Regions from separate parts of the Homo sapiens genome. Here region 1 is linked to region 2. Evidence: chromatin contacts called from ENCODE Hi-C or POLR2A ChIA-PET data. All regions are on one chromosome and are shown on one strand. Each heading gives the region's core, a stretch centred on a gene start or an enhancer-like site at or near the end of the contact. The rest is flanking DNA. Distances are from core to core; before and after follow the strand shown.

What was found. Hi-C counts contacts between places; a loop is a spot of excess contacts on that map. ChIA-PET counts read pairs that join two places held with the same protein, here RNA polymerase II (POLR2A). Pooled maps may share reads with other maps.
Region 1: a loop to region 2 is called in a pooled map, with 5 times the contacts of the local background. The contact joins two enhancer-like sites. A Hi-C loop is called at or near these places in 4 of 50 pooled maps. POLR2A ChIA-PET finds 5 or more read pairs at or near these places in 3 of 52 experiments (MCF 10A, OCI-LY7 and activated CD8-positive, alpha-beta memory T cell).

The regions. Positions count from the first base shown.
Region 1 is chr1:235,009,145-235,012,942 of GRCh38, forward strand. No RefSeq gene overlaps it. Among named protein-coding and RNA genes, the nearest start is that of LINC03108, 30 kb to the left of the region's middle. RefSeq lists enhancers at 2,570-3,159, 2,758-3,052, 3,003-3,503, 3,170-3,239, 3,450-3,629. Within about 2 kb of position 2,112, at least 26 of the 41 ENCODE cell types and tissues checked have a DNase peak (open chromatin) inside an H3K27ac peak, as active enhancers do.
Region 2 is chr1:234,542,421-234,546,233 of GRCh38, forward strand. No RefSeq gene overlaps it. Among named protein-coding and RNA genes, the nearest start is that of LINC01354, 13 kb to the left of the region's middle. RefSeq lists enhancers at 1-24, 25-525. Within about 2 kb of position 2,276, at least 26 of the 41 ENCODE cell types and tissues checked have a DNase peak (open chromatin) inside an H3K27ac peak, as active enhancers do.

The DNA of each region.
Region 1 (3,798 bases), core at 862-3,361, 470 kb after region 2:
GCCCAGGCTGGTCTCGAACTCGTGGGCTCAAATGATCCTCCCGCCGCAGCCTCCCAAAGTACTGAGATTACAGGAGTGAGCCACTGTGCCGGGCCTCATTCCACCTAATATGAGGTATCTAGAGTACTCAAATGCATAGAGAGAGAAAGTGGAAGAGTCGTTGCCAGGGGCTGAGGAGAGAGAGAAATAGAAGTTATTAATGGGTACAAAGTTTCAGTTCTGCAAGACAAAAAGAGCTCTAGAGATGGACGGTGGTGATGGTCACACAACATAGGAATATACTTAATGCCACTGAACTCTGCACTTAGATGAATAAACTGGTCAAGTCTATGTTATATATTTATCACAATTTTATAATTTTTTTTGAATTCCTTAACTTAATCATATTGGCAAAAACTTTCCCACGTAGCGTAACATTCACTGTTTTCCGGCGATTGGCACTTGATATCTTTGGGGCCACTATTCAGATGGCTACAGTCACTTAGGAGACTACTGCAGTGGTCCAGAGAAGAAGTGATGGAGGCATGAACTAGACCAGAGGCAGTGGGGATTCTAGAGCTGCCAAGGAGGCACTGCTGGTGGGAGCTGGGAACCGGGCAGGAAGAGTGATGCCTGGCACCCTGGTTTCTGGCTGGGGCAACTTGCAGAAACTCTCAGGAATGCTGAGAGAAGAGCAGATGGAGGGTGGGATCAAAGGGAAGACTGGTGTTGGGGAAGAGGTTGAGATGAGTTTTAGACACATTTGCAGGTGTCGACCAAAAGCTGGGCCACTGAGCAGAGACCTGCCTACATCTTGAGGCCCACACAAAGGTCTTGTCCCAAATAGGGGAGCCATGGCAGAGCAGGGATGCTATGGAGGGAGGAGGCAGCCACAGGCAGGGCTTGGGGATAGTCTGGAAAACAGAGAATGAGAGGAGTCAGGGCAAAGAGGCGAGGTCTGTGGAGGTGCCGCAGGAAGGCGTTGGGCGCTGGCTGCAACTGAGAGCTGGGAGCTCAGGAAGGCTCAGGTGGCTGGACCCGGCCAGGGGGCAGACGCGGAATAACAATGGCCTTCCGTGAGGGCAAGGCCATCTGTAGCAAAATGTCCACCCTCCATGCCAAGCCTCCCACCCAAACATCCCTTCTGATTTCCCATGCTATGAGGGCCTGAGCACCGGAGCCCTTGGAGAGAAGATCCATCGGAGGCGGAAAGGTGGGGGGACCCACGTGGCTCAGGTTAAACTTACACCTGGCTTTGCATGGAGAAGTCTTGGCAAACTTCTGAACAACAAATCAAGTTACAGATGGCTGAAACAAACGGTAGTTTCCCAGGAGCCGCTGAGACCATCAGCAGGAGGCCTGTAGACTTTCATCCAAGTCAGACTCAACCATATCTTTCTTTTTCCAATTTTTTAAAAATTGTAGTAAGTAAAATACACATAACAGAAAATTTACCATCTTAACCTTTTTTTTTTGAGACAGCGTCTCACTCTGTCACCCAGGCTGGAGTTCAGTGGTGCGATCTCAGCTCACTGCAAACTCCGTCTCTGGGTTTCAAGTGATTCTCCTGCCTCAGCCTCCCGAGTAGCTGGGATTACAGGTGCCCGCCACCATGCCTGGCTAATTTTTGTATTTTTAGTAGAGACAGGGTTTCACCATGTTAGCCAGACTGGTCTCAAAACTCCTGACCTCAAGTGATCAGCCCGCCTCCGCCACCCAAAGTGCTGGGATTACACGTGTCAGCCACCGTGCCTGGCCTCCATCGTAACCATTTTTAAGCACGTTGTTCAGTGGTGTGACATGCATTCCCACTGCTATACAGCCATCGCCGCTAACCATCTCCAGGCACTTTCATCTTGTAAAATTGAAACTCTGCACCCATTCAACAATAACTCCCCACGTCCCATTCCCCTCAACTATATCTTTTTAAAGTGCTTTTCCCAGTGAAGTTTCTAACATTGCTAAAGAACATAAAATATAAAAACATGGCCATGCAGCAGGGGCTTTTTACCCTGCAGAATGCCCACTAAACCGTTTCTGTATGTTTAATTTTTTTAACCAAGGAAGTAGGGGATGCCCAAGATTTGGTCCCCAAACCAGAAAGACTGTGGGTTCCTTGCATCAAGCCGGGGCTTTTAGTCAACTCTCCCATGGGGACTCTGTTGGCCCGCTCCACCTCGGGTGTTCCCCCGCCCCTGCCTTTTCCTCTCTCACCTCCCCCATCCACCCCTCTCAGCCTTGCAGTCGACCTGCCTCTCCTCTGGTTGCTCCGTTTGTAGGGAGGGTCTGCTTGAAGGGAGTTCCCATTCTCTCTCACCCAGAGTCAAGGCTCTTGACTCTATTGTACCTAAAAAGCTCCTGAGGAATTTGACAAGGCCCCACCCTCAGAGATATGGGGTGAAGCCCAGGAATCTGTATTTTTAACAAGCATCCCAGGTGATCCTGATACTTGCACACACCCCCACACACACCCACGCCGACTACCCACACACTTCCATGGCCCAGAAGTCTGCAGGACCCACAGCAGGTATTCGGGACTATTTGTTCAATCCACACCTGAGTCGTTGCACGATTATGCTCAAGTCCCTCGGAACACCTCGCCTGCCATCTGACAGCTTCCCATCCAGAAACCACACAGTACAGTAAAAAACAGAAAAAAGAAAGCCGTTAGACCCCAGTGAATGTTATTTTTAATGAAAGTGGTGCATTTTGACTCACAATGTTGAAACCAGATTATAAATGAGTCATCAGTGAATCGACCACAAAGAGCCTTTGCGGAGGTGATTTACAGGAGAGCTCTGATGTCTGCTGTCCCCTGCACACGCTTCACAGAGATGCTGTCAGACGCAGAGCTGGTCTGGGGCATCTGTTGCCGCGTCAGCTCAAAAGGATGCTGTGTTGTCACCAATGGGATTCCCCAGCCCAGGCGGTGTTGCGGTCCCACCCACACAAGGAAGGCGGCCATCACTGAATAATGCTTGTGGTTACATCATCATTGCTGGTTTCCAGGTAGTGACTAGCAGATACTGGAGAGAGACAGGCCATCTGCTCTTCCTGTGCGCCTCAGCTCCTCCCTCATACCCACATCCTCTCGCCTGGTCTTCTAGAAGCAGCCCCTATGCAGACAGACCAGCAGGACTGAAAGCTGGACAGACTCGAGCCGGAGAGCCAGGTGGAACAACCTGGCCAGAAAGAGTCTGGCCGCAAAGAGTCTGGCCACAGCCCCACTTTCCTCATCTCTAAAATGTCCACATGGCTGCCTGCCCTGCCCGGCTCAAGGGAATGTTGCAAGGCTCTCATGGAAACCATGCTTGTGAGGGTTTTGAGGACTATCATAGCCCGTCCCAAGGTCAGAGGACAGTAGAAAACAAAAAACTTGCTTTCAGAGGGTGCTTTCACCAGTCAGCAGCCTCTGCCCCGGGCAAAGCCAGACAACTAAAACGGAATGAATCCGCAGAGTAGGGTGGGGATGAAATTCTCCACCTCCAACCCAGAAAGGAAACGCCAATGCTCATGTTTCCCCTTAGAGAAACAGGCAATGTTTGAACAGGAACAACGACGCCAGAGGGTCAATCCACACACAGAACACTCCATCTCCATGCCGATGGGGGACTGACTGTCCTGCTGCTGAACTGCACCCCTGGGGCTCTCCAGGACACTCCACTGGTGGCCACACTCAGGAAAATAAAGAAAAACCTTCAAAAGGACCCTTCTGGCCATTCAGAGAATGCACAGGCCTGCTAGCTCCTGCTTGCCTGCTCAGAGCTGCCTCCACTGGGGCAGGAATCTGCAGCCAAGAAAATCCCTGACAACCCCAGG
Region 2 (3,813 bases), core at 1,026-3,525:
TCCTGCACGCTGTGCCACTGTGGCCCTGCACGCTGTGCCACTGTGGCTCTGCATGCTGTGCTGTGTTCTCCCAGGCAACTGTGAGAATACTAAATCTTTCAACTTTCTCCATCTCTCTCCCGACCTCGCCTGGGCTTCCTGCACCTCCTCCAAGGTAATGTGATGAGACAGACTGTGATTGCAGCCCAGTGCCAGCGAAACTGTGGGCCAGCCCTGGCCCAGAGCTGGGCAAGTGAGTTATTTGTCCCTGTCACGTGGTGCTCTGCCAGCTGCGACGGTGCTATTCTATGTGAGATCTGGGGCTGATAGAAATGATGGCAAACTTCTTGAGCAGCTTAGGCTAAAAGAATTGGTCTTTGCATAAAACAGAAATTGTCATCATCATTATAAACACTATCCTGGCCCTCCAGAGAGCCCAGATGAGCTGTGTTCTTGGTGAGGACAAATGTCCTTCCAGAAGAGGGGTATTTATTGGCTCTTCAGGTCCCAGAGAAGTCCCAATCCCCCATGCAGGAAGGATTCCAGAAGCATCCATGTCTGAGGATAGGACCCTATCTCAGAGCAGAGCTCGCTCGCTGCACCTAGGGGAAGAGGAGGACAGTTGCTTTCCAGAAAAAAGTTAATTTACCCTGAGTGATTCATAAAGTTGCAGAATCACAGAATTACAGAACCTTAGAATTTCAGAGGCTGAAAGGGATCTAACAGGGCATCCGGGTCCAATACCCCTCATTTTAAGCAAGAAAAAAAAAATAATTCCAATTAAAATACAGCCCTCCACTCGTCTGCAGTTTCTATATAGAGCCCCAGATGAATGCTAATTAGAAGACTGGTTGGAAGAACAGCTTTTTCCTACAACCGGTGTTCATTTTGTGGGATTTCTCACTGTTGATTAATTAATGTAAGCATCCGTCCATTCACCTGTTTGTCTGTTCACCTGTCTATTCATTGCTGCATCCATTCCTCACCCCAGTAAAAAATTGAGGCAGTTACATCAAGAATACAGACATGGTTTGCTCTCCCTCCCTCCTCCTTCCTTTTTGTTTTTCTCTCCCATCCAGGATGAAGACGAGCTAGCTCTGCGCATGTGTGCGTGTGGGAGAAAGGCCAGTTGCAGTCAGTGTCACGGTGCTGTTTTTGAAACTCTGCAGGTCCCTCATAGGCCGGCTGATATCACCCATGCCAGGATTGCTTGGCCTTGACAGAGCCTGTGTTAGAAGGGACTATCATGAAGGTATCCAAGATACTAAAGGGCTGAAACAAGCCCCTCTCTTGTCTTCACAGTATCTTCCAGTGGCAGACAGGAGGCCACTGGATGAAGCTGAGGACAAATAAATGTCAATAAACCACCACTGGGAGCTGCTGCTCCCCCATTTCCCGTGGCCTGCAGGGGGTCACTGAGTTAAATGTTACAGCTGATTGTGAAAGGGACCTGGTGAATCCATGATCAATAATGACATTGGTTTTTACACGAGCTAAGATAAGGGTAATTAAATCTTGTGCTTCAGGCCATATAAACTGATCTCCACAGGAGGGCAAGAATTAATTTAATTCCACACACACAACCCCTTCCAACCCCTCTGACAGCTTTAGTATAATGGACTCAGTGCAGGATGGGGAAGATAGAGCACCAGGTATTAACCACCACACCTATCGGGAGCTTGAACTTGATGGGCCTCGTGGCTGATCCAGGGCAGCAAATCCAGAGCTGCTTACAGCTTCTCTCTGTGCTGGGTTTATTACATACAATCTGTACAGGGGCTGTTTCCACACTTAATGGCAGTCCTGAATCACTATCTATTTCCCATCCTTGCCTGCAAAACAGCAACCCAGAGCTAGTGCTATGCCGTCAATACCGGGCCCCATAAAGCCACTGCTGTATAGATTTGCCTTTTTGTGCATGTGCGTCTGATTCACGAGCACTTTGGCAGCCTTCCAGGCTTGAGGAGAGGAAAAAAACATCCTGAGCATCCCAACAGCCTCATTTTGATCTGTGATACTGAGCAACTCATTTCCACTTCACAGGCTCTGCTGAGCTGTGCCACAGAAAGACAAATCCCAGATGTGGCAGGGGTGGGAGGCGGTGGAGGGAGAGGGGCTGGCTGGAAGGAAGGAGGGTGCAGGAGAGGGAGGGAGGGAGGGAGGGCCAAGGGAAGGGAGGGAAGATGAAAGCAGAAAAGGGCCACATTTATTAAGCTGTTTTTCTTTTGGTGAAAAGAAGCATTTATCAGTGATTTCATATATCATGTGAGAGGTGGCTTCCTGCCAATTTCCAAGAATCCAAACAACCCGCTGACATCATATGCTAAATATAGCTCAGGCTTTGCTTTAGGTGAACAAATAATGCCGCTGGACAGGAATAGGTTCTCTTCAGTTACATGGTTATTATGATCGGCTGTCAGGCTTGTGTAATCAAAAGAATCATGTCCAGTTCCAAGGAGGAATGGTGCAAAGAACTCATCAAACAATTTCGGGAGATGACTGATGAACCCCCATTCCTCCTGCCTTCCCAGGTGGCCGGCTGAGCCTGGCTGCTGGAGGAAAGGTGGGCAACTCTGTTGTTGCAGGTCTTCAAAGCCCTGGTGTGTGTGTGTGTGTGTGTGTGTGTGTGTGTGTGTGTGTGTGTGTGCGTGCGCTGTATTTCCACCTCTGCCCTGCCCATCAGAAAAGGTGGCTGATCTCTCCAAGGGAAATGCGTAGAAGGAAGACAGACCTTCAAACTCACAGATATGGTGCAGGAGCTATTCATGAGGCTGGGGCAGGAGCGAGCGGGGTGGGGTTGGTGGCACAGATAGTTCAGGCAGTCTGTTTATTCTGCAAGCATTCAGGTAAGGGTGCTTGTCTGAAGGCAATCGGAGAGCCATCTTCCACGGCTCTTGGGCTCTGGTACTTTTGATTCTACCTCCCATAGCTTTTGTGTTGTGCGTGTCCTGTCCGGGACTGGTGCCTGTCATTCTGTCTGAAGCCACCTGAAAGATTAAGATTCGTAATGAGACCTCTCCCTCCTCTGCCAGCACTCTCCTTCTCCCTGCCCACTCCCCCAGGCTCACACTGGGGAGACAGGGAGCTTGGGATGGGTTTGTAAGTATTTGGAGGAAGGGGCAGCAGTAAGGAGAAGAGAAGGACGAGAAAATTAGTGAGGGAGATAAGGAGCCGGTGCATCAAAATAGCTGCTGGAAGGTGTTGTATCCCTTCGAACATCTGCATGATTTCCCTTCTCAGTCAGGGATACAATAGAGGTTGTTACTATGGAAACTGGTGTAAAAGCAGCACAGAGAAAGGAGAGGGCTGGATATAAAGAGGAAAGAGTAAAAGGCATATACCACTTTTAAATCATCAAAGAGGAATACTATAGCACTTCCCACCTCCAAGAGGAGGAAATAAGTCACTGAGCCCAGGGAGGGTTGAATACTATGATCATGGGAGGGGTCAGAGACTATCGGACACCACCATCCTTTCCCCTGGAAGCCTGTGTGTTGAATCTGTCCACTGCTGTAAGATCGTTAGCCAGAAAAGAACGTCCAGGCAGTTGAGGGTGGTCAGCTTCATGGTAGATGGCATGCTTGGCTCTGCTCGGCCACGGCCTTTGGGAATGGCCTTGGAGGGAGCAGGCCATTTTTCTGTGTCACGGTTTCATCACCTGCCTTCCTCAGAGGAATGACGAAGCACCTTGCTCAAGAAAGAAATGCTAGTGCCATTCAAGGCAAAGAAAGGACAGAGCTTCATGTGCTCTGTGTGCAGAGGGAAAAAATGTGAGCAATTCCAGCTGGTGTCCTCAGCATCATACCCAAGAGGGGCCACGGACCAGGCAGAGGC